2 separate regions of the Mus musculus genome follow, and region 2 is linked to region 1. Evidence: chromatin loops called from intact Hi-C (ENCODE). Cell type or tissue: left cerebral cortex. All regions are shown on one strand.

Region 1 (5,000 bases):
TGTATGTTCCAAGTGCTTCAATCCTGAGCGCTTACTCTGGTTGTTGCCATCTCAGAATCTGGGTAGAGCAAAGATTCTTGACAGGAGTCCTCAAATCATCCCCATCCCCATCAGTCCTTCCGAGCAGGCAAAACCCTCACCTGAGATCCTGCAGGTTTCCCCTGACTAAGTACACCTCGGTCCTTTCATAGCTGAAAGACCCTCCTCTCCTAGACGTCCTTCAGTTGCATTGCTCATTGCCAGCGTATTACAACTGAAGTCTGCGTCTTCCCAGAGAAAGATTCAAAGACATTTCCTGGGGCTTCTTTCTTGAGTCATGGCTCTGATGCCCTCAACAGATAGCTCCAAGAATGTGAAGAAGGGGAGGGACCTTGAGTATGGAAAAATAGCAGCAAATGCTAACTCTGGTGTTAGCAAGCAGCAGTATCATTTTTTTTTTTTTGAAGACTATCATGGCAACCTGTGTCCATAGCCTTAAAAGTTCCCATGCCCTTTGAAGGAGTGGCTCTATTCCTTCTAAGGACACCTGGACATGATTTGTGATATCAGGAAACCACTGGGGGAATTCTTATAGAACATCTCCCTGGATTGGAGGCAGGGGGGGGCATGGGGGGAGAGGGGGCACTTATGTGGGAAGGGGGCTGTAATTAGAGGAAACTTTAATTTCTAATCAATCATTAGTTCTAAGATATGGCTTTCCTCTCCCACCCCAGCCTCTGAGCAGGTGTATTGACATGGTAGGAAGACTTGTCTTAAAAAAACCTAAAGACCAGCAAAGCTCTACAAAGAGTGGCTGAAATGTGAAATGATCAATGATGTGAGAATGGGATCTAAATATAGGACTTTTCAGCATAGATGGATGACGACTGGGGGTGAAGGCAGGGGGATGAACCAAGTGTTGAACAATTATAAAGACTAAGAACAAGAGGAACATGGCTCGCCAAGTCCCAGACAGGACTGACTGAGAACACTGAGTCACAAGTGCTTGCAGAATGGCCTGGTCATCTGACAGAGACTGAAAGCAAACAAAAGGAAGCTAGACTTTCTTTATCAGCCCCTAATTAAGGGAAACATGCGTGTAAGATCATGCTGGGACTCTGGGTGGGTTTGGAATGTGTGTCACCATGTGAGAATGTCTCTTGGGCTGGGGTTGGCTTGCATTTTCAACATGAGGACCGAATGGTGGTGTCCACCCAAGGCTGCTGAATGTTCATGAATGGACACTGTCCTCTGCCCTCAGACGGAAACGCGCTGGTCTGTATATATCCCCCACACCTCCACACCCCTACATCTTCACCCTGGTCCTCTGCCACCTGGTCCCCATACAGGTTTCTATGCCTGAGTTCAAAGAGGACATTGGGAAGTGGTGCTGGTGAGAAAGATAGGTTCTCTTGGGTTCCTTCCATTTGTTGGGATTGGGGGCAGTCTAACCAGAGACTAGAGTAGGGAAAGAATATCTTTAAGACACTCCCTGCAGGGCAGTGGTGGCACACACCTTTAATCCCAGCACTTGGGAGGCAGAGGCAGGTGCATTTCTGAGTTTGAGCTCAGCCTGGTCTACAGAGTGAGTTCCAGGGCAGCAAGGACTACACAGAGAAACCCTGTCTCGAAAAACCAAAAACCAAAAACCAAAAAAAAACCCCAAGACACTCCCCACCCTCCACCCCATTCCAAAAGAAAGAGAGAGAGAGAGAGAGAGAGAGAGAGAGAGAGGGAGAGGGAGAGGGAGAGGGAGAGGGAGAGGGAGAGGGAGAGGGAGAGGGAAGGAGATGGGCAGGGGGAGAGGGAGGGGGAGAGGGAGGAAGGGAGGGGGAGGGGGAGGGAGAGAGAGAGAGAGAGAGCCAGAAGGTAAGGACTATAGAATTCTTTGAAACAGAAAATAAAATTGCCAAGATAACAGCAGCCACAGTGACTTGGAGCCGCTTACTTTGGAGCCCGCAGCCTGGAGTCTATTCACACGCCAGAGTCATTCAAATTCGCTTAGCATGCTTTCTGCTGACAAGGAGCGGCAGCCAAGATTTCAGGAATAGTATGCTTTCCCGAGAGGCGTGAAAAGAACCGAGCTGGGTTTGCAGCAGACTCTGGCATGGGCAAGGTCCTGCAGGGAAGTGGGGCCTTGTCTTGGGAGCATGGAACCTGAACAGGGCTCAGAAAGAGGAAGGAATCTCTTCTGTGCCATGGGATCCTCCTAAGGGCTTTAGGTTGATCTGTGTAAGTCTGCCGTTCAACCTGTGGGTCATGACACCCCTGAGAGTCACGGGTCAGATATCCCACATATCAGATGTTTACATTATGATTCATAAAAGTAGCAAACTTGCAGTTATGAAGTAACAACCAAATACTTTTATGGCTGAAGGTCAGCACAACGTGAGGAACTGTGTTAAAGGGCTGCAGTGTTAGGGGAGTTGAGAACCACAGCTCTAAGTGAAGCACAATGACTGTGAGGTTGATTTGAGGAGGAAGTCAGATCCACAGGAGGAACCGACAAACAATACACAGGCTTACTGTAATCCCTTTTAAAGGCAGGCAAGAGAGATTACAAGCAAGAGTCTTTCCTTCTCTGAGTCCTCCTCTGTTGCTAAACTCTTTTTCTTAATTATAATTATTAATACATATTAGTTATACACACTAGCGAGTTTCACTACAATTTTCATGCATTGATATAGTATGCTTTTTGACCATGGTCACTCCCATCTCCTTCCTATTCTTTCTGTCTTTCTTTTCTTCTTCTTTTTTCTTTCTGGTCTTTAGGCCCCGTCCTCCCTACCTCACTATCCTCTAGTGTTCCCATGCACACATAAGGCCGCAGCTGTACCCAAAACAGGAGAGGGAAAGACTGATGCCTGCAAACACCCGTAACTCAATACCAACCCCCACCCACTGTCACAGAAGGTAGAATTCACGAATGTGGAAAAGCAGGCTTGGGGAGGAGGGTCGTGGAGGCAGGAGGATGCATAAGGATCTGGGGCACTGGTTTTCTTTGTCCCTCCCCCCAACGTGCCAGGGCAGATATCAAACACCTGGAAACCCAAAGCTTTCCTGCAGGTATCACCGAACCCTATATTCCTGGCTCACAGCATCTTCAGACCCGTGGCTTTCAGGACAGCAAAGTACATTACTTGGTGAAGCGACAATAGTTATAGTGCTCTCATTTGCAGAGCTGGCACCTCCCTCCTCCTGTTAGGGTGTGAAGTTACGGTAAAGGTAGGTAGGTATACATGGAAGGGCATGGTATAGTGCCATCACAGACACTCCCTGTGTGCTCCATAGGGCTCTAAGCATTTCTCATATCTTACCCCATTTTAATCCTTCTGAGAAACCTCTCTGGTCCTACTTTAACCTCTAAGGAAACTTGCCTAAGGTCATGCATAATGGAGCCAGGGTCCTCAGCAACGATGTCGTATCACCTCATGCACATATTAGAACCATGCTTGGCCCCTAGCACATATTCAAAGGCATGGACTATAGACTAGCAAGAGAGGCAACAACAGGCCAGGGGGTGGTGGCATACACATTCAATCCCAGCACTCCAGGGGCAGAAGCAGGTGGATCTCTATGAGTTCAAGGCCTACAGAATGAGTCCAGAACAGCCAGGGCTACACAGAAGAAACTGTCTTGAAACACAAACACACACACACACACACACATACACACACACACACACACACACACACACACACACACACAGAGAGAGAGAGAGAGACAGACAGACAGACAGACAGACAGACACAAAGAGACAGGGACAGGGACAGAGAGACAGTCAGAGAGACAGAGACAGAGAGACAGAGGACAGAGTGAGAGAGGACAGAGTGGAAGGAGAGAAGGAGAGAGAGGGGAGAGAAGGGGAGGGGGAGAGGGAGAGAGGAGAGGGAGAGGGAGAGAGGAGAGAGGAGGAGAGAGATGGGAGCTTGGAGCAACTTGCCCAATATCTTTCACCCAGCAAATGGGAGAATTGGTATTTGAACCCAGAATTCAAAGCCTGTGACAAGAATTGGCAGACAATGAGTCCTCAATAAGTTTTCACTCTCAGTGCCTATTTTTATCTTTGTGTACATAAAAGTCTCAAAGCAATGTAGGAGGCAGAAGGTTTGTTAATGAGTATCTGGTCCAACACGTTACAAAGTAGGTCTTAGCCAATTTTGCTTTAAGTGGGTCTTGGTGGAGTTGGAGTCTTTGGGTTACAGCCAGCATGGAGATACTAAATAAGACTCCCAAGGGATTCTGATGCAGCCTCAACTCTCAGAAACAGTGGATTCAGGTAGAGAACATTTAAACGCATAGTCACCAGCCAGACAGCGGGCAAGCTGGGACTGCACTGGGGAAAGGTCTTGCTCCTGTGCTTTGTAGGACGATCCTATGTACCTAGGGTCCTGATCTGAAGCGGCAGAAAGCAACAAGTGACTCCAGCTGTTTGCACCTGCAGCCTAAGCCCTCCGAATGCTGTATTAATCACAGTGAGTGAAAATTAATTTTAGGAGATTTTCACCACAGTTCCTCCAGGGAGCATCATGAGAGGTTTACAGAGTTGATGTTGTATACTCCTTTGCTAGTGTGCAAGGACCATACAGGACTGATTCAAGGGGACATGTCTGCACCTTCCCTCTAACCTGTCAGATGATTTGGCCTGGTTTTTGGAACAAAAAAAGAGAACGCAGTGACCCGGCATTCCTGAAACTTCCTGAGAAGTGTAGTGGCCCGGAACCTTGGACATGGGCCCAGCCCACTGTATGCAAATAGCCCAATTCTAGCTCCTCAAGGCTTATCTGAATTATGTTTTCCTCTTGAGCCAGCCAGAGGAACGAGGCCAGATCAGCCTTTAATTTTGGCTCTTTGGTAACGATAACGATGGTAATGATGAGTTAGACAGAAAGACAAACAGACATTAGATTACACATCTGGGCCATTCGAAATACAGATACAATTATGCCTCTGCACATTAAGCGTGACCTTCTTTCTTCCTGCCAGCCCTCAAATCCTGTGGTTTGTTTACTATGCAGACC
Region 2 (5,000 bases), 69 kb before region 1:
GACGAGGAGGAGAAAGCGAAGCCACTCTCCAGCCCGGACCTGCCCATTTTCCAGCTCTCGAACCTCGCCCGAAGGGACCTTTGATGGAACCAAGGGGAGGGGCCTCCGACTTACAGACTGCAGCTGGAGTGGGCTGGGGGCTGAGATCATGTAACTATTCCCCTTTACTCTCCCCTCCCACAAGCCCCTCTTCGCTACCTCCTTTCTCAGATCCTTCTGTCACCTTCTCAACCCCAAACACACACCCTTCCTCTATTCAGGACCTTAAGCTCTGGAAGGCAGCAGCCCTCCGAGGGTTAAGGATCTCTTTTTCCTCCATCCTTTCCCGGTCCACCGCCCTATATCCCACCTCTTCTGTGTAGCCTTTTGGCTGCATAGGCGAAGCACAAGGCGAAGCTCTTTGCCCAATTTCACCCACAACCAGCCCCCCTAATTCCTCTCTTAAAAGCAACTCTGGTGCTGCTGGAGGTCAATTGTCCTGGTTTTCTGCCCAAGAGAATTAGGACGTCTTCTACCCCCACCCAATCTTGCCTTTCCCCAACCACTTCATACTACCTGAGACAGTCTGTCTTTCTCTCTCTCTCATGTGCAATTCTCAATTCTTTACTGAGCTGAGTTCCCTAAGCTGCTCCAAATTTGATTTATATCCACCGTTTTTATATAAAAGAGATTTACCACAGCCTAGAGAATTGAGAAGAACCTAGCAACCCTTTCTTTGGGAACTTTTAACTATTAGACATTGGTCATGCATCCCAGCCCCGATGCTTCTGTTGCCCTACTCCCAGCAGTGTTCAGGGGTCAAAGACAGAAAGGAGACAGCAGCCAGAACTAAGTCTGAGGTTGGGGCGGGGCTGCTAGAGCAAGAAAAACTTTTTTTACTTTGCATTTCCTTAGTAGCGTTCAGAATCATTGACTCACAGTTGTCAGTCCAAGAGGGTAATTTATTTGCTGCTTGGAGGGGTTATAAGAAGAGCCAATAAGAAAGGTTCCTCCATAACACAGGAACACTGTGGACCCCAAGCCCCACCCTACCCACCTCTTCAAAGACTCCAGCTGCCCCTCTCCAGTCCTCTGCTTCCCTATCACATGCTCATGCCCCTGGGTGGGCTGCTGTGGTGGTGGTGCTGCTGCTGCGGCTGGTACAGCTGTGGACTGTGCACCCCAGCTCCCCAGATGTTGCGCCACCAGGGTCTCCTCAAGTGCCGCTGTCGAATGCTCTTCAATGACCTGAAGGTTTTCCTACTGAGGCGCCCCCCTCCAGCGCCCCTGCCCATGCACGGCGACCCTCAGCTCCCTGGTGTGGCGGCCAACAACAACACCCTTCCGGCTCTGGGTGCCGGGGGGTGGGCAGGCTGGAGGGGCCCCCGAGAAGCGGTGGGCAGGGAGACCCCTCCTCTGCCACCTCCACCACCTTTGCCTCCTTCTGGGGATGATGACTGGGATGGCCCAGCCACAGGGCCACCTGCCTCCCTGCTCAGCAGTGCTTCCTCTGATGAATTCTGTAAGGAGAAAACTGAGGACTGCTACTCTCTGGGAAGTAGCTTGGACAGTGGTATGAGAACTCCCCTCTGCCGCATCTGTTTCCAGGGACCAGAACAGGTGAGTCCTCCCCCTGCTTCCCCTGCTTTGGTGTGTGGTATCTCCGGGCTGGGCAGATTGCCATTTAATTATTTGCCCCAGGGATCTATTGTGCGATGTCTAGTGTCAAGGGCTGTAGTGTTTCAAGTTTCTCAATGTTTCTTGTAGAGAAGCTGACCAATAGGTGCAGGGAGTCTGTTTGGTAACAAACTCAGTTGTACATTGGTTTTGTACCCTCTCCCAAAGTAAGTCTTTTCAATTTCACCCTCAAACTTCTACCAGCATCTCAGAACAGAAGCCCCAGAAGCTATGAAATAGGAGCCTCAGAGGGCCCTTCCAGCTTGTTGCTAAGAACCACTTTTAGCTGGTTTCTTGCTAGTGGAATCACACACCCCATCCCAAGCCCATATCCAGCTCTACATTCAGATTTCTTCCTTTCTTGAAGCTGTGACAAGATGATGGTCTTGCCTCCTATTCTCACAGATTGAAGTGCAAAAATCCTGTTTGGGTTTTGTTTGCTTTGTTTCTTTGAGGCTACTTCAATTTTCCAAGACACTTCTTGGTGATCTTGATTTTTTCCTTATTGGAAGCAAATACTCTAAGTCAGAGTGAGTTTAAGTGAAAGAATCTTGATCTTTTCCCCTTCCCTTGCCTCCCCTTAAACTTTCAACATCCATGGCATGGAACAGAGTTTTTTTTTTCTTTTCTTTTCTTTTTTTTTTTTAGAGTCAGGCAAATTCTCCCTTCCTTGTCTATTCAGATCTCTGCAGACAGCACTCCTGTCAGTCCACTGACTGCCTGGTGTCCACCAGACAGATATGCTAATTGACATCAGTTCTGACTTGTGAGAACACATAACAAAGAGTCCCAGGTAGAAAAGGCTCACCTGTGAATCAGGTCTGGCTGGTGATGCAGCAGAGGGAACATCTGACTGGGATGTGGGCAGGGCTCTGTGTTCACCTCAGAGACCTCTTCAGCAGTTTGGGTCTTCACAGATAGGTGTCAGTGCAGCAGGATGCTACACTGGTGTTCCTGATAAACCCTGCTCTTGCTTACAATGTGAGCTGCAGTCTTAGCTGACAATTTCATTCATTTTTCTTCCCATGTTTCTGAATGGGCAGAGCACTTAGAGACTGGTGATGCCTTGGGACAGCAGCCTGGGCATTATGAGAGGAAGTAGGGAATAAGTATCTCAGAGATTGGGCTCCTCCTCCTTATGACTATGATAACCTGAAGCAGCAAAGGCAATGCTGGTGGACGAGGAGGTCCACACTGCTTGTTCAGTGCCTTTCTTCCAGCACAGCGCTCCATTGCTAATACCAAGCTTCTGTAGGTGTGTGGGTCTGTGGCTGATGGCAAAGATGAGCCTCACTTTGCATCAGAATTTGTCTCATTCAGGGGGCCTCAGCTTTTCCATAACATAGAGTGATTTTGCTTATTAACTTCCTGAACTATTTCTTCCCTCTCCCATATGGGCTGGCGCATGTGTGCGTATCATGGGGGGCTGTTGGAAACGCGCCTTCTGGCAAGAGCTCTCTTGTCTCTAGAAAACAGCAAGTCTTGGAACGTGTGCTGAGATAATATTTCACCTGCTGTGAAGTATTCTTCAAATAACTCTATGCCTTTAGGCCTCTTTTCCAACTTCCATGAGTTACCACTTGCTTCCCATATCTTTCCTTGGTAGGAGAGCCCAGAAGTGTGAAAATACCTTGTAAGAGATTAACATATGATTAACATTTTTTTTGATCATGGAAAAGCTGTATTTTATTGGAAAAAAAAAACCATTAGCAATAACTCTGAAATGCCCGCTTGTGGTACAAGTTCTGATTAATGGTTGGGGACTTTTGTCATTGTTTATCATCTTTACTATGTGTCATAAATGGAACTTGGAATAAAAAAAAGCTAACATCACTAGAGGAATGGGTTCTCTTATTATGCGGGAGGATGGGAGGGGCTGTGTCTGCATTGAGACCAGACAAAATCAAGCCACTTCTTAAAGATTATCTTGTTTGGGAGGCTTTATTCCTTGTCAGAGCCAAGTTGTTTTAATGGGACTGCGTTACACTGGTAACTAGAGAAATGTGTCATGTTAGATTGGAGAATATGGTTTCCCACCGTCTTCTCACTTTTCTTCACAGAATTTCAATGAGGAAGGAAGACAAAAGAGAGAGAGAGGCTGGGGTCCTCTAGAGAAAGATGCAAAATGAGAGGTGGGCGTAGAGAAGGAAAGAGAGGGAGATGGAGAAGTAAGTGAGAGAGAGAGAGAGAGAGAGAGAGAGAGAGAGAGAGAGAGAGAGAGCACTGTGAAGCAGTTGTCTACCTGGTCTAAGAGAGGAGTGATTTGCCACCCAAACAGCTGAATGTCTTGGCCTTTTCCATGTTCAAACAAAGGAACTAAAAACTTCCCCTCCCACACACCACGCTCTCGTTTGCCACTACTCTAGGATCCAAAAGATTGACAAAAATAAAGATTTGGCCTCTTCTCGCAATGCTTACAGGATTGTGGTGAGGGGTTAGCGGAGGGTTGCTAAATTCACACCTGCAGGTTTCCACGGAGGACTTTGCATCCATTCGCTTGTGTTGTGCACAAGGCATCCGTGAGGGAACAAAGCAAAGGAGAGTTCTGCTGTGTTGAAGCTGGCCTTCCAGTGGGGACACAGCAATGGGCAGATGACCTAGCAGACAAACAAGGTGATTTCAGATGGTGATGCACAGTGAAAACAAGGAAGTCAGGAACAAACAGGAAGATGAGTTCAGAATGAAGGAAGAGGAAGGGATGAGACACGTGTGTCTATACTCCATGGGACCAACTGGACGAGCCTTCCTAAGAGTGCTCTGTCCGTCCAAGCTGTCATTTAAGTGATGAGGAGGACCCAGCAGGGCACAGATTTGGGGGGAAAAACCATTCCATTGAAACAACAACACTCCCCCCCCAATCCAAATGTGAGCAGACTTAGAATATTTGAGGAACAGTGGAGGAGATCTGGGAGAAAGAAAGATAAGGTGTGAACCAATGCCTTGAGGACCTGTTGACACCATGCTGGAAAGTTCCTGAGTAGCCATTTTGTTCTCCTCTCAGGCATTTGTTCCAAAAAGACCATGTTCAAAGGCCCCTGAGGGAATATGTTAGGGGCTTTTGTACAGCCCTCTACTCTCTACTTGTGGCTAATGCTATCCAACCCCCCCCTGGAAGAATAGTGCAACATGGTAAGCTGAGGCTGCCTGAAGTCAGATGGCCCTAATTGGAGTGAATAACTAGTTACATGGCCGAATGGTGTGCTTCCTCAGATTCCTCGTTTGTAAAATCCCCTGCTTTGTAGGGTGACTCTGAACACCAAGTCAGATACTACAAGAATAGCTGTGGCAGTGTTCTGTTACTGTCTATTATCTCTCAGGTGCACGACAGTGCTCCCTTGCTTTGT

What was found. Hi-C counts contacts between places; a loop is a spot of excess contacts. Peaks named below come from ENCODE experiments on the same cell type or tissue, not always from the same donor. Only the 100,000 strongest peaks of a DNase experiment are listed, where the experiment ranks them.
Region 2: a loop joins it to region 1, with 2.4 times the contacts of the local background. A loop is called at or near these places in 5 of 42 quality-filtered maps.

The regions. Positions count from the first base shown.
Region 1 is chr1:72,462,418-72,467,417 of GRCm38, reverse strand. The region is part of intron 1 of Marchf4 (membrane associated ring-CH-type finger 4); the gene reads left to right. Among named protein-coding and RNA genes, the nearest start is that of Gm39661, 52 kb to the right of the region's middle. In left cerebral cortex, no CTCF peak of the experiment used is centred here; DNase peaks (open chromatin) are centred at 2,005 and 4,155.
Region 2 is chr1:72,531,224-72,536,223 of GRCm38, reverse strand. Marchf4 (membrane associated ring-CH-type finger 4) reads left to right here. Exons shown (of 4, transcript NM_001045533.2): 1 at 1-1,599. The coding sequence starts at 1,087. Among named protein-coding and RNA genes, the nearest start is that of Marchf4, 3.4 kb to the left of the region's middle. In left cerebral cortex, a CTCF peak has its summit at 2,552; DNase peaks (open chromatin) are centred at 1,540, 1,869, 2,641, 3,015 and 1 more place; H3K4me3 peaks cover 3,577 bases; H3K27ac peaks cover 1,007 bases.